3 separate regions of the Mus musculus genome follow, and regions 1 and 3 are each linked to region 2. A link is a loop called in an ENCODE intact Hi-C map of the cell type or tissue named here. Cell type or tissue: heart. All regions are shown on one strand. Region 1 overlaps Brd4 (bromodomain containing 4). Region 2 holds the start of Brd4 (bromodomain containing 4). Region 3 overlaps Brd4 (bromodomain containing 4).

Region 1 (8,000 bases), 61 kb after region 2:
GGATGGTTTCTTGGAGCTTAAAACTGAAAGGAGATTCAGGTGGATAGGTCTTCTTAGGAATACCAAATAGCATAACCATTATGGCCCCTGGAGTCCAGATCTTGTTTAGGAATACCTGGTAGCATAAAGATTGTAGCCCCCTGGAGTCCATAAATCATGAAAGGAGCCTGGGTACAATGCTCCATGTATTGGAGCATGGGGGTGGCCCTGGTGTCCCGTCCACAGAGATGGGAAGAAAAGGCCTTCCAGCTCTACCCCACCTGTTTCCTCATCCAGCCTGGAGATGACATCGTCTTAATGGCAGAAGCTCTGGAGAAGCTCTTCTTGCAAAAAATCAATGAACTGCCTACAGAAGAAACTGAGATCATGATAGTCCAGGCAAAAGGAAGAGGACGAGGGAGGAAAGAAACAGGTAGTTGTGTTTCTCCCTCATCGTTGCCTATTTTCCAAGTTTATCAGAGTGCTAGGGATTACAGGGAGTTAGGTGGTGACAGCAAATATTTCATTGCTGATATTTGAACAGAGTGGACTTTAATATCATCTATGCTCCTAGGAAGTCCCATGGATCTGAAGTTTCTCCTTGGCAAAAGTCACTGGGCCCTGAGTAGTTGATAAACTTAGATATAAAAGAAAGCATGGCTTTGACATTTGATTCTTCACCTTTGGTGCTGTAGCTGTTTCTCGCTTTTCTCTCAATTTTATTATTTATTATTTGTTTTATGGTGCTAAACCTCAAATCCAGCAAGTATTTCACCATTGAGCTTCATGCCCTGGTCCTGCTTTTCCATTTTAGAATAAAGAAATTATTCTGACAGAAGCCGTTGTAACTAGTTTCCCAATCTTTAAGGTTTATCATCTAAATTCCCTTAATGCCAGTCATGTTTGCCTCTGGTGCTCACTCATCTAAAGCCAATTACTAACTTCTTCCTGCCTCCCAGTTTCCAACTGTACCACTACTAACAAAACTCAAGCAGCCATCTGGCAAAGTTGCTATTAACAGGTACTATGTCCTGTACTTTACAGTTCTGAGCTGCAAAAGGGTGACAATTTTCAGGTTGCTTCTGGTTGTTAGTTATTTGCTTCTTTTAAGACATGCTTTTAGCCTGGCCTCCCACCTTGCTCTAAAGTGGCAAAGGCACAGGGGCCCGCTAAATCCAGAGTAGCTTTTGGAATTACCAAAGAAAGACAGTCATTCACATGTATGTTCCCACTCCTTTCTCCTCTTCCTCTCCCTCTCCCTTCCACTCTCTTCTCTCCCTCCTTCCTTCTTTTTCCTTCCCTCTCCTTCCCTTTGTTAATTCAGACTCAAAGTCTTCATGCTTCTTGAGTCTTGTTATTACATATATTCACTACTACTCAAAACTTTTGGCAGGTACATGGATTAAATCACATTCCTTATCCATAACATGCAGAGCCTACTCCTCACTTTCTGGGACTAACAGTTTTGATGATTTGACTGCAGCAGGCACGGGAATCTCAGGCTAGAAAGAAAATTGGGAAACTCAGTAGAACCTCCCCCTTCCTCCTCATATGATTCCTGGAAAGCGCTCTAGGACAGCCTACAGATAGATAATGCTTTTGCTTTCCTGTCTGTCTGTCTGTCTGTCTCCTTCCTGAGGTAGAATTTTTTATTGACATAGCCCAAGCTGGCCCTAAAACCTTAATCCTTGCAACTTGGCCTCCTCACTGCTGAGATCGCAGGCTTTAAAGACTTGCTGTCATTCCATCTGAATGCAAATCATAGTACAGGATACGGTCCCTGGTTCACCTGCTCACGTTTGGGCTGTAGTTATAATCCTTTGTTTTTAATTTCTGATTTGGTGTGCCATGTGACTACTTTGTGTTGGAAGTTAGAATGCAGCTACAGGGAAACAAGCTGAGTAGTCACAGATGGCTACAATTGTCCACTAGTCCCTAGTGGCTCTGAGAGTTGAGACCATCCTACTTTTCAGAAAGCTTGCAAGGTCGACTGCTGCCAGATCTGTCAAAAGCACTCGGAAGGAAGTGAGGGCAGCTGTCTGCATTCCCCAAGGAACATTTTTCTGATTTCCATGTGCAGCACTGGTGATAACACAGTGTATAGGTTTCCCACTCTTTTAGCCTGGGCTTCCCTTCTTATCTCAGTCTGTATCTGAGTGAGGAGTTGCCACCAGGACACCTCAGGAAATGATACCACTTCCCTGGGGACACAGGAATAAGTTTGGTGCACAGTGATACCTGAAGTGTTCCAGATGGTCTTAACACTAAACAAATGTAGTACACAAGTATATGTGGGTGTTTTGTCAGGGTGTGCTAACATAGCTTTTAAATTTACTATTTTTTATGATTGGTAGGGGCAGCAAAGCCTGGTGTATCCACGGTACCAAACACAACTCAAGCATCAACTTCTCCGCAGACCCAGACGCCTCAGCAGAACCCTCCTCCACCTGTGCAGGCCACAACTCACCCCTTTCCTGCTGTCACCCCAGACCTCATTGCCCAGCCTCCTGTCATGACAATGGTGCCCCCTCAGCCACTTCAGACTCCTTCACCGGTACCCCCCCAGCCACCACCCCCACCTGCTCCAGTTCCACAGCCTGTGCAGAGTCACCCGCCCATCATTGCGACCACCCCCCAGCCTGTGAAGGTGAGCATCCTGGGCCCTGGTGGATTGCTGCCACCAGAGACGGACTTGCAGGCTCTCTTAGTTGTTTCTTCTATGGGCTGTGTAGCTCAAGGCCCAGGTAGTAAGCAGTAAACCTCTTCAGCAGGTTCTGTGGCCTCTAAGGGAGTAAATACTCTATTGAGTTTTGTGCTTTTCTCCTGTTGCTGGCTGGTTCTAGTCCAGCTGTGGAAAACAGTGGTGTGACAGGGTCTCAGTGCAGTTATACCTTTGGGCTTGTCCTGAGTATTGGGATCCCGGTCAGGGCTTGGTTTCAGAGGTGATCCTGAAGGGCAGCTGTACCAGCCAGAGCCTCTGATTGAGACTTTTGTGTCTGTGCTCATGGCAGACAAAGAAAGGGGTGAAGAGGAAAGCAGATACCACCACCCCTACCACCATCGACCCCATTCATGAGCCACCCTCACTGGCCCCAGAGCCCAAGACCGCCAAGCTGGGTCCTCGGCGGGAGAGCAGCAGACCTGTGAAGCCTCCAAAGAAGGATGTACCGGACTCACAGCAGCACCCAGGGCCAGAGAAGAGCAGCAAGATCTCTGAGCAGCTAAAGTGCTGCAGTGGCATCCTCAAGGAGATGTTTGCCAAGAAACATGCTGCCTATGCCTGGCCTTTCTACAAGCCTGTGGATGTGGAGGCACTGGGTCTGCACGACTACTGTGACATCATCAAACATCCCATGGACATGAGCACAATCAAGGTTAGCTACCAGGTCCCTGGGATGATGGTCAGAGACAGGATTTCTCCTAGACTAATCCAACAACGTTCTGGGTGCCCCCTGCAGGTTCATTGTTGAAATAAGTGAACACTAACCTAGTATACTTGGTTTCAGGTGATGACTCTGCCTATTTCCTTGGTGTAAGGAGATGTAAGATGCATACTCGAGCTCTCTCAATGCCCCTGTACTTCTTTGCACCTGCCAGATGGTCTAGGAGACTGGGTCCTCTGGGCTCAGTGTGATTGGCAAGAAAGGCTTTGCTGTTTGATCTGTAGAAGACACAGCACTATCTACCAACATCATCACCAAAGTATTTTATTTAAGGACTTTTATAATTTTCCTCCTGGAAGTAGAATAACATTGCTCAAACAGGAGATTCCTTTCTGTACCTTCAGTACAAGCACATGCAAGATGAGAACTTGTTTTATTTTCTCATCAGTTCTGGCATAATCTCTTCTGGGATTCTGTGCGTTCAGTTTCCCTTTAGACTTTTCACTGACCTCAGTAGGGTAAGCCTGGGTCTAAAATCATTTCTAAGCCCCAAGACTTGGCAGCTATATCTCCGTATCTGTCTCATGCCGAGAACCGGAGTGATGGCCTGTTGTTCTTCTTTGTCCCCATAATCCATATTCTAGTCTGGATTAAACTGAGAGCCACTAAGAAGCTACCTTGTTTCCCATCAATAATGTATTACACACACACACACACACACACACAGAGAGAGAGAGAGAGAGAGAGAGAGAGAGAGAGAGAGAGAGAGAGAGAGAGAGAGAGAGAGAGAGAGAGAGACAGACAGACACAGGAACAGAAATGTCTAAGGCCTACTTTGTATTTGCAGTCTAAACTAGAGTCCCGAGAGTACAGAGATGCCCAGGAATTTGGTGCTGATGTCCGATTGATGTTCTCCAACTGCTACAAGTACAACCCCCCTGACCATGAAGTGGTAGCCATGGCTCGAAAACTCCAGGTAAGGCTCCAAGGTCAGGCCAGATCTTGCCTTGTCAGGTATTTATTCTGTCACTTCACTCATAATAATGCAGTGAGGCTTGGAGGAAATTTTGTTTTTGTTTGTTTGTTTGTTTGTTTGTTTGTTTTTGAACAGGGTCTCTCTTATGTAGGCCTGGCTGTTCTGGAACTCTTAACATAGATCAGGCTGAGCATATGTAACTTACCTAATGCATACATACATTTTAAGTTAGGGTCATTAACTTAAATGTGAGTGGCTGGTTCTGTCTGTCTGCCTGTTCGTATCCCCCAACCCCTACTCCCCACCCTGCCCCTTCAACAACCTGGAGGAGACTTTTATTTTTTTTAAGACTTATTTATTACTTATTTTATATGTAAGTACACTCTAGCTGTCTTTAGACACACCAGAAGAAGGTGCCAGATCTCATTAGAGATGGTTGTGAGCTACCACGTAGTTACTGGGATTTGAACTCAAGTCGGTGCTCTTACTTCCTGAGCCATCTTACCAGCCTAGCTTTTATTTTAAAGAAAAGTACATACCAAAATTTACAGAGACCTATAAGGTACAAGTGCTCTTAACCATTGAGCCATCTCTATAATGCCCAGACCTGCCTTTAAAGGAAACATAAGATCTTAATTCCCAGCCATTTCTTCATTAGTTCATAGGTTGCTACCGCTCTCAGGTCAGTGGTCTGCTGAGCAACCTGCTACTAAGAAGCACAGGTATATTAGTTGTGGGTCGCAAGGCTTCCTTGGGTCTGCTTATATAGCAGTCTCTAGGGTTTCCAGGGCAGAGATTTGCAGAGCTGTTGGTGACCCGTTGGTCTTTGTCATTAGAACTTTGGTGATTCCCTGCCTCCATACTATTTTGTTAGTTTTGCTAATGTGTCACATGATAGCATCTTTTCTCCTTCAGTTCAGAGAACATGTCAGATTCAAGGGTAGCTTGATAGGATTGACTACTGCTCTTTGATAGTGTTGACCTGGCTCTTAAAATTCAAATGCACGATCAGACTATTGGGAATTTTTCACTTGATTGGTTGATTTTGTTTGTTTTACATTTATTTGTATGGGTGGTTTGACTGAGATGTCTGGTGGTTATGGAGTCTTAAAAGATGGTAGCAGATCCTCTAGACTGGAGTTGTAAGCTTCCAGCTTCCTTAATGGTGCTCGGGACAGAACCTGAATCTCCTGCAAGACCATCTAGTACCATTGGTTTGGTTTGGTTGGTTTGGTTTGGTTTTTGTGTGTGATTGTTGGTTTTTGTGTTTTTGTTTTTTTTTTTCTTTTGGTTTTTTGAGACAGGGTTTCTCTGTGTAGCCCTGGCTGTCCTGGAACTCACTCTGTAGACAAGGCTGGCCTCGAACTCAGAAATCCGCCTGCCTCTACCTCCCAAGTGTTGGGATTAAAGGCATGCACCATCACGCCCGGGGTGGTTTTTTTGTTTGTTTGTTTGTTAGTTTTTGTGTTTTTAAATCTTCCTTAGTTTTGTTTTTTTTTTTCTGACTTGTACTTGTCACTTAGCATTCCCTCTTCAGTTTGGTGTTATCTGTCCTTCAGCTTCATAAGAAAGGCAGCCCCTTCGCCATTTATGTTTGCTTTCACTAGTCTTTATGTGGAATTAAGGCTTTTAAATTTTGCTACAATTTTTTAAGATACATTTTATTTATTAGTTAATGTATTTGAACTATACTCTTGTTGTCTATCTCTGGCTAGTTCTACCTCTACATTCTGAATACTGGAATTAAAGATAGTCTACATCATACTCAGCTGACTGCACTTTTTAAACAGGACCATCAAGTGGCAGCGTGCCTTCAGACTTTGGTCTGAGGACCCCCTCCTTTTGCTCACAGTTTTTTAGAACCTAGGGTAGTGTTTGGCCATTTTTGTCCCTGGTTTAGAAACTGTAAAGTTCAATTCAGTTTCCTGCCAGCAAGGAAAAATACTATCTTGAGGAATTAATATTAAAGAAGGGAAAGAAAAACCACTGTGTCTGGTGCGCCCCCCCCCCCCCCCCCCCATGCCTTGCCACTACTTCTTCCTCTGTACAGTCTGGACTCTGAAGGGGAAGGGTTTGCTTTTATATTTTGGTGTCTTGTTTAAAAGTTTTCTTTTGTATACCTTTCTCCTCTTAGTGGGTGAATCTGTTCAAGCATACCATTTTTATTAGGATGATCACCAAGCTATCTGCTGCTTAGCAGCCTACAGAGATGAGTTCTTCATAGGCATTGACTAACAAGCTTGACTTAGATGAGATGCCTGTTCTCAAGGAGAGTCCCTGTGAGGCAGGCAGGGGTGGAAGGTTCTTAGCATTATCTTTTGCCAGGCAGATCTCTATTCTGAAAGGCAGTTATCTTTGAAGCATCTTGGGGTTTTGTATTCTTTTTCTACAAATGTCCCCTATCAGAAATCTGTAAGAAGCCAGAAAGGGGAACACAAAGCTTTTACCTTGTTTACCTCTTTAAGAAGTATGGGGGAGGGGACACACTGAAGAAATGAGTAAATGGTTAAAAGTGCATTCTGTGCACCATGAGGTCTAGAATTTGGATCTCAGAACCTACCTCAAAGAAGGACACCGGATGCCCTCTTCAGGTCTCTATGCATACAGGTATGCAGACCTACTCTCTCTCCATAGGCATATTCTCACATAGATACATACACAAAATAAGTTTTTTTAAAAAGATTCATTTCAGGCCAGATAGTGGTGGCGCACGCCTTTTGATCCCAGCACTTGGGAGACAGAGGCTGGCGGATTTCTGAGTTCAAGGCCAGCCTGGTCTACAGAGTGAGTTTCAGGACAGCCAGGGCTATACAGAGAAACCTTGTCTCCAAAAAAGAAAACAAAATTCATTCCTTTGTTTGTTTGTTTGTTTGTTTATTATATGTATAATGTCCTGCCTGCATGTATGCCTGCCTGCAGGTTAGAAGAGGACACCACATCTCAGTAATAGATGGGTATGAGCCACTGTGTGGTTGCTGGGAACTGAAATCAGGACCTGTTGACGAGAAGCCAGTGATCTCAACCTCTTGAGCTATCTCTCCAACCCTGAACACAATTTAAATTTAAACCAACTTAAGTTTCTTTTCTTTTTCTTTTTCTTTTTTTTTTACATTTTTCGAGACAGGGTTTCTCTGTGTAGTCCTGGCTGTCCTGGAACTCACTCTGTAAACCACGCTGGCCTCGAACTCAGAAATCTGCCTCTCAAGTGCTGGGCGTGCGCCACCACACCCTGCCCAACTTAGGTTTCTTAATTAGGCTATGTTGCAGGAATAGAATTTACTTGGAAAAGTTATATAGAAAAGGAAAACTTCCTTTCCACCTTCATTCTAGAAGATTTGTAGTAACTGCAGCCCATGTGCTTACAGGACTTTAATTTGTTGAGGAGGTGGGCACAAGTTCCTTGTGGTTGTAATTGTTTAATAGGGAAAAAGAAACTGGAAAGACATTTGGCGCCTATTTTAGGTCCCAGAGGTAGGCAGGTTTTACTATGGGCCTTGGTTTGTTCAAGCTTCCTCCCAAGCACGTGGCACCGCCTACTGAACTTTCAATTTTTGTATCCCAAAATTTTAAATGGGTTTCTACTTCCAACTTTGGCTTCTGGACTGTTTCATCTGAGATAACTTAGACACTGTGACCCCCCCAGCACCTGAATTTGTATTGAA
Region 2 (8,000 bases):
TTGGGGGTGGTAGTACATACCTTTTATCCCAGTACTTAAGAGGCAGAGAAAGACAGATTTCTGTGTTCAAGGCTATTCTAGTTTAAGTTTTAGGACAGTCAGGGCCATACAGAGAAATGCTGTCTTAAAAAATCTCAAAGATCTTCTGTATTCCAGGCTGGGATGTTTTGCAACCCCTCAAATGGTCACATACCTAGTTCAGAGTATGCTGGGAGCTGACTTACGTCTTCAAGAATTAAAGTTAATCTGGAGGACAAGAAAGAGAATGTTCTAGGCTTAGAGATCCGTACTGATCAATCTTCAGCTCCTCTACAGAGGCCAGCCAAGAAGACCTGGGTGTGGTGGTGAACACATGTAATCTCATTACTTGGAAGGCTGAGACAAGAAGGGTAAGAATTCTTAAGATCCTGCTCTGAAAAAAAAAATCCCCGCTGGCTCATTCTCTTATTTCATGATACATGAAATATTTTCCTTAAGTTGATTCCATAAATTGAGTGTAGTGAATATAGTGAAACGTGTCTGTATTTTCAGCAATTGTCAGTTCCCACTGACACACAACTAGCCATAGTCCTCTGGCCTTAATGTTCCTCTATCACCTGTCTGAGGGCTCTCTTCACCATCTGCTCTTTTGAGTCTGTCATCGGATTATTTAAATTTTTGGATTAAAAATCTTTTCTTGGGGTTGGAGATTTAGCTCAGTGGTAGAGCGCTTGCCTAGCAAGCGCAAGGCCCTGGGTTCGGTCCTCAGCTCTGGGGGAAAAAAAAAAATCTTTTCTTGTCGTTCTTGCATGTGAAGATCCCCACTCATCTGCAAGGTTCCTTCCCTGAGTCTGCGTGTCGGCTTCCTCCGAAAAGCTGTTTCCTTATGGATGGCCCTGAAGACTCTTCTTGTCTTCTCTTGATCTTCCCTCTTCTGTGTATCCCTCTGGGGTACACAGTCCTCAGAGACCCTCGATCGTGTTCCAAGGACTCCCGCCCTCCTCCCCCCAGTCGGGGGAGCCAGTCTCCTGTCCTCACCTCTACAACCGCCGCCGGCACTAACGAAGCTCTCCGGACCTGGGAGGACCAGCGGGACGCGCACGCCGGGCGGCGGCGATGACACGGGGCCGCGCGCGCAGCGTGCGTGGTGACATCAGTGCGCTGGCGGCGGCGGCAGGGCTGTTTGTTCTGCTCTCCCGCAGCCGAGGAACCGAAGCAGTGGCGGCGGCTGCGGCGGAGGCTGCCAGCAGTGCCCGCGGGCGAGCGGGGCCTGTGAGCGCAGCGGCGCGGCGGGCGCGGCGGACGGGCCCCGGCTTGGCGTCCCGGACAGCGTGCGGCGGCGTGCGGCCTAGCGTCTCAGGTGAGGGGACCGGTGTCCTTCGCGGCCGCGAGGCGGGCTGCCGGGGCCCCACGGCGCGGCCCGCGTAACCTGCATTGCGTAATGGGGCTGGTGCGCCACCACCTACGCCATCGGCGCGGGGGTGGGGAGGCCGCAGTTTCGTGGGCCCGGAGCCTGGTGCTTCTCGCGCCCTGCCGGGGCAGCCCGCGCCGTTGGGGCGGCGGCGGCCGAGTGGGCTCGCGGACTTTGTACCGGGGCAGTTGCGCCCGCCGCTGTCCCCCTTGGCGCGGGCGGCGGCAGGGAACGGGACCGGGACCGGGACCGGGGGCGCGGGCGCGCTGGGCGGCCGGGGGCGGGCGGGGGGCGGGCCAAGCTCCCGGCACTTCCTGCCGCCGCCATTTTGTCAAGTGAGGAGGAGGAGGAGGAGGAGGAGGAGGAAGCGACTGCCTCTGGATCTGCGGTGCGCGCCGGGCCGCGTAAGTCCGGGCCGGGGATGCTGACCGCGGGTACCGCCCGCTCTCTCTGGTTGCAGTTCCCCCTTGGGGCGGGTCGCTCTTGCGCGTCGTGCCCCGGCGCGCTCTCCTTCCGTCAGCTGGGTACTCCTGCCAGTGCTGGGATAGCGAGTTCCCGCTTCATAGTCTCACCTTTCCGGCTGTCCCCGGAGCTCTGCCTAGAAAGAGGTAGAAGATTTTGTTCACAGGGAGAGAGCTTCCATTGCACGCCTGCTCCAGGCTGGACCCAGGGGACAGGAAGGGTGACGAAGGACCAGGAGTCCCTCTCGACCCACCCACTCCCAACCTGGAAGCCTACTCTTTGGGTGCTTTGTTTTGATGGGTCTCTGCTTGCTGCCGTCCCTTGCAATGGCTTCTTACTTGCAGGAGTGTGTCGGTTTAGGGTGGGGATGTTGGAGAGTTGTGATTCAGCAAAATGACCCCCCCCCCCCTTACACACAAACACGGAAATAGCACTTAAACAAGAAGCCCCCAAGGCCGAGCTGGGTTGGAGATGGGAAATCCCACGTTAGTGTAGTGGACAGTGTGAATACTTTTGCTCAGGCCGGTGGGTGAGTCATGTGCCTCTGCTGATTGGCTGACCTCCCTGTTACTCAAGACAAGGGTTTTTTTGTTTGTTTTTTTAAAAGTGTTTTTAGCCTGCTTGTTTACTTGTTTATGCTTTTCGAAATCTGGTGAGATTATCTCCTGTGTGTGTATATATGTTGGATGCCAGTTGCAGCAGCCCTCTTGAGAATGTCTTTACTTATCATCAAAGGTGATATTAATAGCCCCTGGTTACTAAAATCCAACTCTCAGTGTACTTCTAAGCCAATGTGCTCTTCAGTGCTATAATAAAAAATTGGAAAATTTTTATGAATGGAGATGTCAACTTCCCTTGGAATTGGTAGAGCTTGGGTGTTGTAAAGAATGTCACCCACAGGGCTAGACAGATGGCTCAGCGGTTAAGAGCACTGATTGCTCTTCCAAAGGTCCTGAGTTCAAATCCCAGCAACCACATGGTGGCTCATAACCATCTGTAATGAGATCTGATGCCCTCTTCTGGGGTTTATGAAGACAGCTATAAATTAAAAAAAAAAAAAAGAAAAAAAAAGAATGTCACCCACAAAAATGCAAAGGAATTATGAATGTGTTTTCAATTTCAAGAAGTCTTCAGCTAGCCGGGCGTGGTGTCGAACGCCTTTAATCCCAGCACTCGGGAGGCAGAGGCAGGTGGATTTCTTAGTTCGAGGCAAGCCTAGTCTACAAAGTGAGTTCCAGGACTGCCAGGGTATACAGACAAACCCTGTTTAGAAGTCTTCAGCTGGGGCTCAGTTTTATGGGCTTTACAATAATTTACAAGAACATTATTTTATTCACTTTAATTTGGATGGAGAATGATCTTTCCATAGAGGGCATTTATAGGTAACCAACTCCTTCCTTCTCAAAGCTTCAACTAGGAAGGTTGGAAAAGGTAACACTGTCAAAGACTGAATTGAATTGATCAAATCTAGAAGGAAAAGCCCAGAATTATAAAATATATTGTTGCTGATTTGTACATCCTATCTTTGGTAGCCAATAAAGTATTTAAGGACTCAAGGTAAAGTAAGTCTTTTTAAGTGGTATTAGTTGGTCTTAACTGGAAATAAACCTCTTTTTATCTTGTTAGCATTCTGCACATGCAAATTGCTAAAGATAAGGGATTTTGCTTATTGATGAAAGCTAGGATACAAAAGTGACTGGGACATTTTGGATGTTCTGAATGCCCGTGTGTTTCATTTGGAGGGCTGCAAGAGGGAACTTTTATCTAAGGATTGCTGGAGAACCTTAGACCACTTAGTAAAATTTCCACTAAATTATTGAATTATTTAAAGGAATTTAGACTTTGTCTCCAGAGTTAATCTTTTTTGAGCCAGTTTTGTGATCTTTGTACCAAATTACACTTTCACTTTTGGAGAGATACAGAAGGCGGCAGTATTTTCAAGTTACACAATTCAGGCTGTTGAATGACTTGAGAGTTAGAGATTCTATAGAGTGGAGAGTATGTTTATTAATATTTGTGCACACATGCATTCTCCCCTGGAGAGCAGAAGAGGGCCTCGGGTCCTCATGAACTAGAGTTATAGAAGGTTGTGAGGAGCCGTGAGAATGCTGGGACCAGAGCCTGAGGCCTCAGCAAGAGTGGCAGTTACAGACTTGCCTTCTCTAGGCACTGGAGGCAGGGTTTTGATACAGGGTTGAGTCCAGGCTGTCCTCAAACTTGGCAGTTCTCCTGTCTCAGCCTCCTAAGTGCTGGGAGTCACAACAACCTGCTTGGGGTTGTTTTTAAAGAAAAGCCATTCTGGGCAGTCTATGTGGCTGTAAAGTGTTTGAATGTTTAGAGTTTGGGAAGATGGTACAGTGAATGGCCTGTAACTTCAGCTCTTGGGGGACTGACACTGCCTTCTGACTTCCTTCCACCCATGCATGCACAGCGTGCGCACACACACACACACACACACACTCTCACACACACACTCACACACACACACACACACACACACAGTTAAAAATTGTAATGTCTAAGTTTGAAAGAACCTGTGAGATTAACTGAGGTTGGAAAGAAGAAGGGCGTGGTATCACACACAGCCCTGTAATCTCAGTACTCAACAAGCAGAGAGGCAGGAGGTTCTCCAGTTCTTGGATAGCTTGGGCCACCTACTGATTCTGTGTTCTAGAAGGAAAGTTTGTCATTGAAATTTACTAATGGAGCTGGGTGTGGTGCCACAGGCCTTTAATCCTAAGTACCCTGGAGGCAGAGCGCTTTTGAGGTTGAGGCCAGCATGGTCTACAGACCCTATCTTGAAAACCAACCATCCAAAACCCCCCTTGCTAATAGTATCTAATAAGTCTTGTGATTTTTATTGTTTTAGTAAGAAAACACCAGACATTTGCAAAGTGAGAATTGTGAGAAAATCCTTGCTGCTGCTATTTCACTTAATACATATGGTATGCACATGTAGCAGATTTTTAGGTACTTTCATTTTCTTATAATTCCACAAGAGAGGGTTTTGTTTGGCTTTTCTTTTCTTATTCTGTATTGTGTACTTGGTACCTAGAAGAGCATCTTAACGATTGAATAGGAATTTGCCATACATAATACTAAATGCAAGTTCATTAAAACAATACTGTGATTTATAAGACGTGTGAGTTTTAACTAAGAATACCACTGAAGTCTCTAGTAATTGTGGTAAGCTTACTGAGTGGTATACAGTTGCTTAAGTGTACTGCTTTGACTTCCCTATTTAGCAGTTTGCAATGTGGTCAGTAGGTGTAGGCTGTTTCAACCCTGACCTGCAGAAAATATTTTAAAAGGGAGAAGTGGGCAAATAAATAAATAAATGTGTATGGGCAGCATGTTTTTCTTTTCTTTTCTTTTCTTTTTTTTTTTCGAGACAGGGTTTCTCTGTATAGCCCTGGCTGTCCTGGAAACTCATTTTGTAGACCAGGCTGGCCTTGAACTCAGAAATCCGCCTGCCTCTGCTTCCCGAGTGCTGGGATTAAAGGCGTGAGCCAACACGCCTGGTTTATTCAGTCTTAATGGATAAAATGGTGGGCTTGAATAGTTTTTACTTTTGGGAAAGATAGAATAGTGCTGCCTATAATAACTCCTTCTGTATAAGGTCAAGAGTGGTGGCTCTGGGGATCAGTGACAGGATAGAGAGTTGGTGACCAGCCTCACCTATATTTTGAGGCCCTGTTTATCAGGAAAAAGGTTTGTGTATAAGTATTTATATGGACATGGATTAATTTTATGGGCCAGATATCTAGGAGTGATTTGATAGGCCAGATGGTAATTTTTTTAAAATCATTTTTGAAGATGTACAGAGACTATTTTGGTGGGTTTTTTCTTTTGATTTTGTTTTTCAGTGGAGTGGGTTGTTTGAGACTGACTGGGTCTCACATAGCCAACGTTGACCTTGAACGTTGGAATTACAAGTGTGCCCCACCATCATTTATACAGTGCTGGGGATCATATACTGGGCTTTGTGCATGTTAGGCAGGCACCTGTACCATCTGAGCTATGTTCCCCAGCCCTGCAGGGACCAACTGCATTGCCTTTCTAGTGCTTATGTCGTAGTGTCAAAACAAAGGAACATTTGATCTTTAGAAGTCCAAGTCATAGATCAGTTTGATACAAGTGTATAGGCGAAAGTCTGGAAGAAGTAGCCAAAGTTTAGGTAGTTCTGGTTGTCCTAGAGCTTTCCATTTAGACCAGACTGGCCTCAAGTCACGGATCTGCCTGCCTCTCCCCCCCCCCCTCCCCCCGACAGGGTTTCTCTGTATAGCCCTGGCTGTCCTGGAAACTCACTTTTTAGACCAGGCTGGCCTCAGAAATCCGCCTGCCTCTGCCTCCCCGAGTGCTGGGATTAAAGGCATGCGCCACCAGGCCCAACTGCCTGCCTCTTTTTTGAGTGTTGGGATTAAAGTTGAGTATCACTACTTCCAGCCCTAAATTTTATATTTTTAAAAAATTTATTTGGGCATATTGCGTGTCTGTCTACATGTGTGAAGTATGTATAGAGTATACTTTTTAAAATAAAAAAAAGACTTATTTTATGTGTATGTATGTTTTACCTGTATATGTCTGTGTACTGCATTCAGACCTGGAGTTAAATAAGGATGCTTGTGTGGGTACTGGGAGCCAAACCTGGGTTCTGTGTAAGATCAGCAAGTGCTCTTAACTGCTGAGCTGGTTTTCTTTCCTTGTACAGGTAAGGGTTTTGTTTTGTTTTGGCTTTTCTTTTTTCTTTGCTGTTCTTTTGGTTTTTCGAGACAGGGTTTCTCTATATAGGCCTGGCTGTCCTGGAACTGAGCTCCATAGATGAGACTGGCCTCACACAGAGAGCTTCTGCCTTTGCTGCCCAAGTGTTGGAATAATACCTGTGCCACTACTGTCTAGCCATTCATTCATTCATTCATTCATTCATTCATTCATATGTTTCTCTTTGTAGCCCTGGCTGTTCTGGTTTCCTTTTGTAGACCAGGCTGGCCTTGAGGTCTTGCGTCTGCCTCCTGAGTGCTGGGATTAGAGGTGTATGGCACCATACCTGGCAGCTTTTATTTTTGAGGATATTTTTTTTTTCTCCCAGTCTAAATAGCATGCCAATCTTAATAAAAAACTGTATGTACATCTCCCAGGGTAAATCATAGGGCATATCTTATTCTGAATAAATTGATGAAAGAATGTCTAGTGTCAGGTTTAGAACAGTGTAGACATATTCCTCTCTTCAACTCTCACATGCCCAAGAGACTATGGAACTCAGGGCAAGAGACTATGGAACTCAGGGCTTTACAGAACCTAGGCAGAAGCTTATTCTGGGCTACAACTGCTACAGTTTTGACATCCTTTCTTTTACTTTTTTGTGACACTTGTCTCACTGTGTAGGTCCCACTAGCCTCTTAAATAGCAATCTACTTGCCTCTGACTTCTTTTTCTTTTTTTTTTTTTTTGGTTTTTTGTTTTTTTTTTGTTTTTTTTTTTGTTTTTTTTTTCGAGACAGGGTTTCTCTGTAGCCCTGGCTGTCCTGGAACTCACTTTGTAGACCAGGCTGGCCTCGAACTCAGAAATCCGCCTTTCTCTGCCTCCCAAGTGCTGAGTTAAAGGCGTGCCCCACCACACCCAGCTGCCTCTGACATCTAAGTGTTGTAATTAAATGTATGCACCACTATACCACATCGTTTTTTTTTATTTTATCTGAACAATAGTAATATGTGGTCATTTAAAGAATTTGGGCCAGGCAGTGGTGGTGCATGCCTTTAATCCCAGCACTTGGGAGGCAGAGGTAGGCGGATTTCTGAGTTCGAGGCCAGCCTGGTCTACAAAGTGAGTTCCAGGACAGCCAGGGCTACATAGAAAAATCCTGTCTCAGAAAAAAAGAAAAAAAAAAAAAAAAGAATTTGGAAAGTTTAGGATGTATTTTAAAGTTGCAGGTTCTTTTGCTGGGTGGTGGTAGTGCACTCACGGCCTTAGTCTTAGTACTTGGGAGGCAGAGTTAGGCGGACCTCTGAGTTTCAGCACAGGGCTATACAGCTTTGAAAAAAACTAAAACCAGCCACTCTGCCCCCTCCATTTTTCTTTTAATCTTATTTTTATTTCTTTTTTCTTTTTTCCTTTTTTTTTTTTTCTTTTGGTTTTTCGAGACAGGGTT
Region 3 (8,000 bases), 46 kb after region 2:
GGTCTAGCCTCTTTGGTTGGTGATTCAGTCTCTGAGAACCCCAAAGGTCCAGGTTAGTTGACTCTGTTGGTCTTTTTGTGGACTCCCTGTCCCCTCCAGGTTCCTCAGTTCATCTCCCAATTCTTCCACAAGCCCTAACTCTTCCACAAGACTTCCGGAGTTGGTCTGTCTTAGTCAGGGTTTCTATTCCTGCACAAACATCATGACCAGGAAGCAAGCTGGGGAGGAAAGGGTTTATTCAGCTTATAATTCCACATTGCTGTTCCATCACCAAGGAAGTCAGGACTGGAACTCAAGCAGGACAGGAAGCAGGAGCTGATGCAGAGGCCATGGAGGGATGTTCCTTACTGGCTTGCTTCCCCTGGCTTGCTCAGCCTGCTCTCTTATAGAACCAAGACTACCAGCCCAGAGATGGTCCCACCCATAAGGGGCCTTTCCCCCTTGATCACTAATTGAGAACATGCCTTACAGTTGGATCTTGTAGAGGCATTTCCTCAATTGAAACTCCTTTCTCTGTGATAACTCCAGCTGTGTCAAGTTGACACAAAACTAGCCAGTACATGGTCTAATGTTTGGCTATGGGTCTCTGTATTTCTTTCAGTCAGCTGCTGGGTGGAGCCTTTCAGGATAGTTACGCTAGGCTCCTGTCTGCAAGCACAACAGAGTATCATTAAGTGTCAGGAATTGATTCTTGCTCATGGGATGGGTCCCAAGTTGGGCCCCAGTCATAGGTTGGCCATTTATTTCCTCTGTCTCTGCTCCATTTTTGTTCCTGTACTTCTTGTAGGCAGGACATATTTTGGGTGGAAGGTTTTGTGGGTGGGTGGGAGTCCTGCCTGGCTATAGGAAGTGGCCACTTCAGGCTCCATATACCACCTCACTACTAGAAGTCTCAGCTGGAGTCACCCTTAGAGACAAATTCTACCGGGAGCCTCCCTCAGCCAGTTTCCCTTTACTTTCCCGGCCCTCTCTGAACATTAGTTCCATTCTTTACTTTTTTTTCCTCTGCCTGCAAGTTTTCAATACAGAAGCAACAAGAAATTCCATGGAAGGTTCATCTGGGGTGTGATATGTGTGATAGTCTGTACCCAGATTTTGGTTTGCTTTGGTCTGAAAGATCCCTATCAATGAAAGTTAGTTTCCCCTTAGTGTTTAGTTTTGGTTATTTTGGGTTTTTAGAGTAGGAGTTAGTATATTCCAAGTAGGCCTTAAACTATGTGATGACCTTGAACTTCTGATTTTCTTAATTCTACCCACCCCCTGTCTTGGAGTTATAGGTAGAGGCATGTGCTACCATGTGATGGTGTGACTCTGGCACCCGATCTATTTCTCTAGCCTAACTCTTCATAATTAGATCCAGAAGACAAACAGTCTGCAGAGGCATACACTTAGGCCTCTAGATACCTAGGATGCACTCTGGAGGGGCTGGTTATCATTGCCCTCTCCCTGGGACAAGAGGAAGGCAGATTAGATTAAGAAAGCCTCAAGAGAAAACAAGACAAGTCTTATCTTAACTTGATTTTTTTTTTCCTGTACTACTTCCATCTTCTCTCTTACTAGTGGGTCCTTGATTTTTGTGGGTTACTATGTGGAAGGTAGGTAGTATTAGTATTAAGTAGCAACATTATTTCTAGCAGTCATAGCTCTTAGTAAAGTGATTTTTGTTTGCTACTGTTTTCTGCTTTTAACAGTTGTCATTTAAAATGGTATAGGGTTTATTTCAACCCTTACTCATGCAGGAAGTTACCAAGAAGGTATCAGTTTAAGTCCAAGCACCCCCTCCCCCCCAACTGACTTGATTAGATTGTCTGCACAGTAAAAACAGGCATTGGCTGAGGACTCCCTGAAGGTGCTTGACTGGGTGGCTTTTGGCTTTTTTTTTTTTTTTTTGGATTTTTGAGATTGGGTTTTTCTGTGTAGCTCTAGCTGTCCTGGAACTCACTTTGTAGACCAGGCTGACCTCGAACTCAGAAATCTGCCAACCTCTGCTGGGATTAAAGGTGTGTACCACCACGCCCGGCTAGCTGGGTGGCTTTTAAGTGGTGTCTGGAAGCCAAGACTCTACTGAGGAGCTTCATTGACTTGAAAGGCATCTGTGAAGGACTGGCCCTCTGTGTTTGTGTTGAATGTGAGCATTTCATTCTAGACACTATCAGCTGTTACTGACGGCTCTTCTGGCTCTGGATTACTAGTCACACCCACCTTTGTAAACTGAGACCTATAGTCTTTGTAAGTCTGACATTAATTTTGTGTTACTTCCCTCTCCATCCTGTATAGTTGGAGTTCATGATGAGAAGTAAGGCAAGGAGAGGAGAGAGATTGCCTTTCTTGGAGTCACTTAAGAGACCAGGGGCAGGAGGCTAAGCTGGTCAAGGTTCAGTTCCCAGCACCCACATTGGGATTCACAGCCATTTATGGCTCTAGTTTCAGAGGATCTGATGCCCTTGTTGGGGCCTTTGAAGGTACCAGGCACACATGTGATACCTAGATGCAGACAAAAATATTCATATACATAAATGAAATATTTTTAAGAGCCTAAAAATTAACCCATATAACATGTTCTAAAATTCAGCTTCACACTGCCTTTAATCTCAGCACTTGTGAGGGAGAGGCAAATATCTCTGAGTTTGGGGCCAGCCTAGTCTACATAGTCTCATTATAGATAGATAGTCAGAGCTACATAATGAGACCTTGTCTCAACCCTGACTTCTCCCGCAAAAAAATAGCTTCATAACAAAGAGCTTGGCATTAGTGTTGATAGACAGGCTCCAGCAGAATCTAGTGGGTGCTTGTGAAAGATGGGAGGTGCCAGAAACTTGACAGGTTTTATGTATGTGGTGGGTAGATGAGAGGTGGTAGGTTTTTTTTTCTCCTTTTCTTTTTTTCCTCTTTTTGTTTTTGTTTTTGTTTTTTTTCAAGGCAGGGTTTCTCTGAGTACCTTATTTGTCCTGGAACTCACTTTGTAGACCAGGCTGGCCTCGAACTCAGAAATCTGCCTGCCTCTGCCTCCCAAGTGCTGGGATTAAAGGCGTGGGCCACCATGTCCGGCTCCACATCTGCCTCTTTTTTTTTTTTTTTGTGCCTGTTGTTCCATGTGTCTGTTCATTTAAACCTAACATCATCTGAAAAAAAATTTTTTTAAAGATTTATTTTTATTTATATAAGCACACTGTAGCTGTGTTGAGATAGACCAGAAGAGGGCATCGGGCATCAGATCCCATTACAGATAGTTGTGAGTTACCATGTGGTTGCTGGGAATTGAACTCAGGACCTTCGGAGGAGCAGACAGTGCTCTCAACTGCTGAGCCATCTCTCCAGCCCGGAGATGTGTGTGCGTGTGTGTGTGTATGTATGTATGTATGTATGTATGTATGTATGTATGTATGTATGTGTATGTGTGTGTGTGTGTATGTATGTGTGTGTGTGTGTGTGTGTGTGTGTGTGTGTATGTGTATGTATGTATGTATATGAACTGTGTTATCAGCTAGGAGTGGTAATGCATGCTTTAACTCCAACACTCAGGACAGGGTAGGTGGATCTCTGAGTTCAAGGCCAGCCAGGTCTACAGAGGGAGTTTGAGGATAGCCAGGGCTACATTGAGAAACCCATCTAGAAAAATCAAATCATTTTTAATATACAATATTTTCCTTTTCCCTTCTCTTCAGAAAGTCTAGAAATCTGTGGAACAGGACCTCTAAAACTGGCCCTCAGGATAATTGGAGTTTTATTCGACTATAGCTGGGCTTACCTGTTTTCTTGTGTGTGGTTGTTTCACATTGAGGTAACATAATAATGAATTATTTTGAGATATTATTTGTGGTCCTTTATAGGAAAAGTTATCCCAGCAGTCTTGACTGTGTCCATACCAACCAGTGTTTGGTTTGATTTGATTTCCACTGTATGTTATTTAAACGTTTTAAATTTCTGACTCTTTCTGGGCATATTTAGCAGTTGTGATGTAACCTGTATGTACACTATCTGTACATTTGCTGGCATCCTTTACAGAGAAGAGGAAAGCAGTTCTGCTTTCTCATACTCCCAGTGTAGCTGGCCCGCCTAGTGCTTTCTGAAGGAAAAGCACTGGAATTCTAGTTGATGGGGCTGTAACTAGACCCAGCTGGGCTACAAGACCTTTGATGGCCCATGCTGCCTCCAGGGAGGAAGACAGAACTTGAGTGTTACTTCAGACTCCCTTCACTCATCAGAGCATGCAGTACTGCAGAGTCTGAGGTGCAATGGAGTCCAACTTGTCCTGTGTGTGTGTGTGGCGGGGCTGGGGTGGGGAGTTATATACAAACCAAGAAAGGATTAATCCAATAAAGGATTAAGGCTTCTAAGAGAGCTGCCTTGGCACACAAGCCACTGGCCTGGCTCCAGGCAGTGCAGTCTGGCTCAAGTTATAAGTGCTGTTCTCACCAGCTGCAAGAGCCAGTCAGATAGAAAAGTGATCCCATTTGTGCTTCCCCACTGACACAGATGCACAATTAAGCAGTGCTGTCGTCGTAAATGTGAAGTAGCCACTGCTCTAGGACTAGGAGAGGGATGGGCCCTCTCATACTCATGTTGTAGAACCACTATTTCAGCAGAGATGTTCCTAGGGCAGGGTAAGATGCTGCAACTAGATTTTAATGACAGAATATAGGTTTAATTTTTTTCTTTCCTTTTTGATATTGTATTACGATTACATCATTTCTCCTTTGTCTTTCTCCCTCTAGTTCCCCCCACGTACCTCTCCTTGTTCTCTTTCACAGTAATGGCCTTTTAAAAATTGATTGTTTAGATACATATATTTAATATACACACATATATATATTCTACTCAATATGTGTAAAGTTACTTTTATGGTTTTTTTTTTTTTTTGGTAGACCTGTATAGAAGTCATTAAGAATAGCCACACCACAGATTAAATAGTGTACCGTCTTTTTTTTTTTTTAAGATTTATTTATTAATTTATTATATGTAAGTACACTGTAGCTGTCCTCAGACACTCCAGAAGAGGGAGTCAGATCTCGTTATGGATGGTTGTGAGCCACCATGTGGTTGCTGGGATTTGAACTCCTGACCTTCGGAAGAGCAGTCGGGTGCTCTTACCCACTGAGCCATCTCACCAGCCCTACTTTTATGTTTTTAAGGTGACCAATTGGTGTCCTTTTCCCTGGAGAAGATTATTTCTTAGTTACCTGTAGTTCTTTGCGTAGGTTTGAGGCTTCACTGTCCTCCTCTCCCCCATCCCCATTAGCATGTCTTTTGTTCTACTTGAGCTCATGTTTAGGCTGTCATGTTGGTGAGACTTTATAGGTATCACTTCTGACATTACCAGGAGAGTCTAATGGCAAGCTCCCTGGTCCTCTAGCTCTTAGAATCTCTTTGCCACCTTTTCCACAATGTTCCATGAGCTTTAAGTACAGAAGAAGTGTTTTGTAGATATATCTCATTGGGAGTGGGCTCCAAAAGTCTGCATTTCAGTTGGTTGGTATTTTTAGTTTTGAAAATGGTCTGTGTTGCAAAGAGAAGTTTCCTTGATGAGGATTGAGGACTGCACTCATTGGTAGGGATAAAACAATGTTTAGAATGTAGTGAGGGATTAGGCTCTTTTAGTCAGCTTCTCCTCCTAATCTATGACTTCACCTAGCTCTGAGTAGTTGGCTAGTTCTCTTAATACCAAGCATGATTTCCCTCCTGTTGAGCACGATTATAGAGCTATTGATTTTTACCAAGATATGTGTGCTGTGCCTGTCAGTCATGTGTTTCATAGAGTTGTAGCTGGATAGGACTGTTGGTTGCTTCCCTCCTTTGGAAGCTCACGAGGTGCCTTCTGGGACCAGGAAAAGCTAGTTCTCAATAAGGAGGCGTTCAAGTCCGTTCCAGTTCAGCCGCCTCTGAGCCCTGTATCTGAAGTGCTTGATATCTTCAGAAATAGGGATTTACCTTCTACCTCTAGGCATAGCAATAACATGCATGCATGTTTGGGAGTCTCTTAAACAACCCTAATGAACAGCTCAGAAGAGTTACATGGTGTTGGAGTTTTTGTTAGGCAGTCTTTGTCTCCAGGAGGGATGAGAAAATTTCTTTTAAAGTATGTATGTATGTATGTATGTTTATAGGTTTTAAAAAAAACCCGATTCCTTACTACTTTTTTAGACATTCTTACTGTTGCCATCCTTGCCTGTATTTTTCTCTGCCTTCCCTCCCTAAGTTTGCCCCATCCCCGGCATGCACACCCCGATCAGATCACTTATACTTTGCTTCTCACCACTCTGTTTCCTCAAACCCTGGTAAGGATCCCCCTTTTCCTGTTTTCTGCAGTTAACTCCAGTATATGTACTCACAGCTGAAGATCTGGAGTTAGGAACCTCCAGTGAAACAAAAGATAAGACGTTAGTCTTTCTGGATCTGGGTTACTCCACTCAGTATGATCTTTTGTAGTTTTATTCAAATCTTTGTTTAATTTTTCTCAATTTATTTTGCCAGTTATCAGTGTCTCTTACTTCTTTCTTTTTGTTCCTGGGGAGATTGTGTCACTGCTTTATTCAAGTACTTTCACTTGTAGAAAGGGTTATTCTACCTCTCTCTCTCTGTGTGTGTCTGTCTGTCTGTCTGTCTGTCTTCCATGTCTTAAGGATATATGTAAATTTGAATGTATTTTTTCCTATGGACCTGGGGCTAGCCACATTGGCCAGAAGGAAACAAGTTTAAGCTATGCTTGTTCAGGTCTCTTCTTATATCCCAAGCTTAAAATGTGAATTGTGCTTCAGATTTTGCCTATAATGATGTCCAAGTCTCCCTGAGAACAGATGGCCAATTACCACAAATTGTCTCAGTTCTGATTTATTTGGAGTGAAAATATTTGGAGATAGCACTACTAGAAATCTGGCTGGAGCCTTAGTGCATGAGCCATATGTGATATTTAGGTCCATGTGTACTGAGGGCAGGCCTGTTGAAGGATGGAGTAGTGTACTGTCAGCCAAGGCAAAAGAAGCAGCTCACAGTCATTGCTCCTGGGCTTGAGGAGGCCACTCTGGATCAGAACATACCAAGTCCATACCACTCTACACCATCTCTAGTGTTGTCATGGTGAAGATGATGATGCCGCTGTCTGACCTGTGAGGTTGCTGTGAAGTATAGGCCAAGTCTATAATGCAGAGCATAAAGCATCATCAACCCTAGAAGTGAAGACTTCTACGCTCTAGGGGTAATTAATTTAACCAGCTAACCAGCACTCATAACTGTTCCTTACCTCTGACATTTTGCTGCCTATGTGTTGTAATATCAAGAAAGCTGTAAGTCTGAAGGAATAGAGCAGAAATTGAGGAGTCACTGGGCTCCAGGGGGACTAAGGCTGGAACCTGATTGGAATAAAATGGGGTTGGTCTCAACCTACTAAACTTGTTGGCAGTGGTCATAATGGACAACTATTGTACCCATTGCAATATGCACATCAGCTGTTTCTAAAATAATCTTAAAGCAATGTTAAGGAGCAAGGTGGTATCAAGGATGTCCTTGAGAAGATGGCATACTTAATCAGAAGTTGATGAACTTTGGGAAATACGTGTGTACATGTGCAAGTATGTTTATTGTAATAGTACATATATATTCCTACTAATTCTCAGGTTAAGTACTTGCCACTCAGGCATAAGGACTAGAGTTTATTTAGATCTTCAGAAACTGAATGTCTGATGGGCACAGTGGCCACACGGGCAAGTTGGCTAGCAAAACTTGCCTAATGAGTGAGCTCTAGGCTTGAGCGAGAGAGTTTTGTGGGGTGTTTTTTTGGTTTTTTTTTGTCTCAAAGAAGTTAGATGGAACCATAATTGATGGTAATTTTCAAGTTAGCCAATGATCTCCACGTGCAGGCAAATGTATACACTTCCCCACACACATCGAAACATACGTACCCAGTACAAACACTCCTGTGTGTGAAAATGGGGAAACCCTTTTCACATGGACTCAGGCCAAAGGAAGCACTCATTAATTTTGTGAAACTGCTAATGCCTCAAGAG

The links. A loop is a pair of places that touch in the nucleus more often than their neighbours do. Peaks named below come from ENCODE experiments on the same cell type or tissue, not always from the same donor. Only the 100,000 strongest peaks of a DNase experiment are listed, where the experiment ranks them.
Region 1: a loop joins it to region 2, with 2.5 times the contacts of the local background. A loop is called at or near these places in 12 of 42 quality-filtered maps.
Region 3: it touches region 2 in a loop (2.3-fold over the local background); 15 of 42 quality-filtered maps call a loop at or near these places.

The regions. Positions count from the first base shown.
Region 1 is chr17:32,216,499-32,224,498 of GRCm38, reverse strand. Brd4 (bromodomain containing 4) reads left to right here. Exons shown (of 20, transcript NM_020508.4): 5 at 277-412; 6 at 2,334-2,626; 7 at 2,991-3,353; 8 at 4,210-4,338. Among named protein-coding and RNA genes, the nearest start is that of Ephx3, 31 kb to the right of the region's middle. In heart, a CTCF peak has its summit at 3,455 (motif pointing left); no DNase peak of the experiment used is centred here.
Region 2 is chr17:32,277,857-32,285,856 of GRCm38, reverse strand. Brd4 (bromodomain containing 4) reads left to right here and starts at 1,724. Exons shown (of 20, transcript NM_020508.4): 1 at 1,724-1,794. In heart, a CTCF peak has its summit at 3,786; DNase peaks (open chromatin) are centred at 1,116, 1,846 and 2,306; H3K4me3 peaks cover 3,128 bases; H3K27ac peaks cover 2,192 bases.
Region 3 is chr17:32,232,265-32,240,264 of GRCm38, reverse strand. The region is part of intron 2 of Brd4 (bromodomain containing 4); the gene reads left to right. Among named protein-coding and RNA genes, the nearest start is that of Ephx3, 47 kb to the right of the region's middle. In heart, no CTCF peak of the experiment used is centred here; a DNase peak (open chromatin) is centred at 4,294.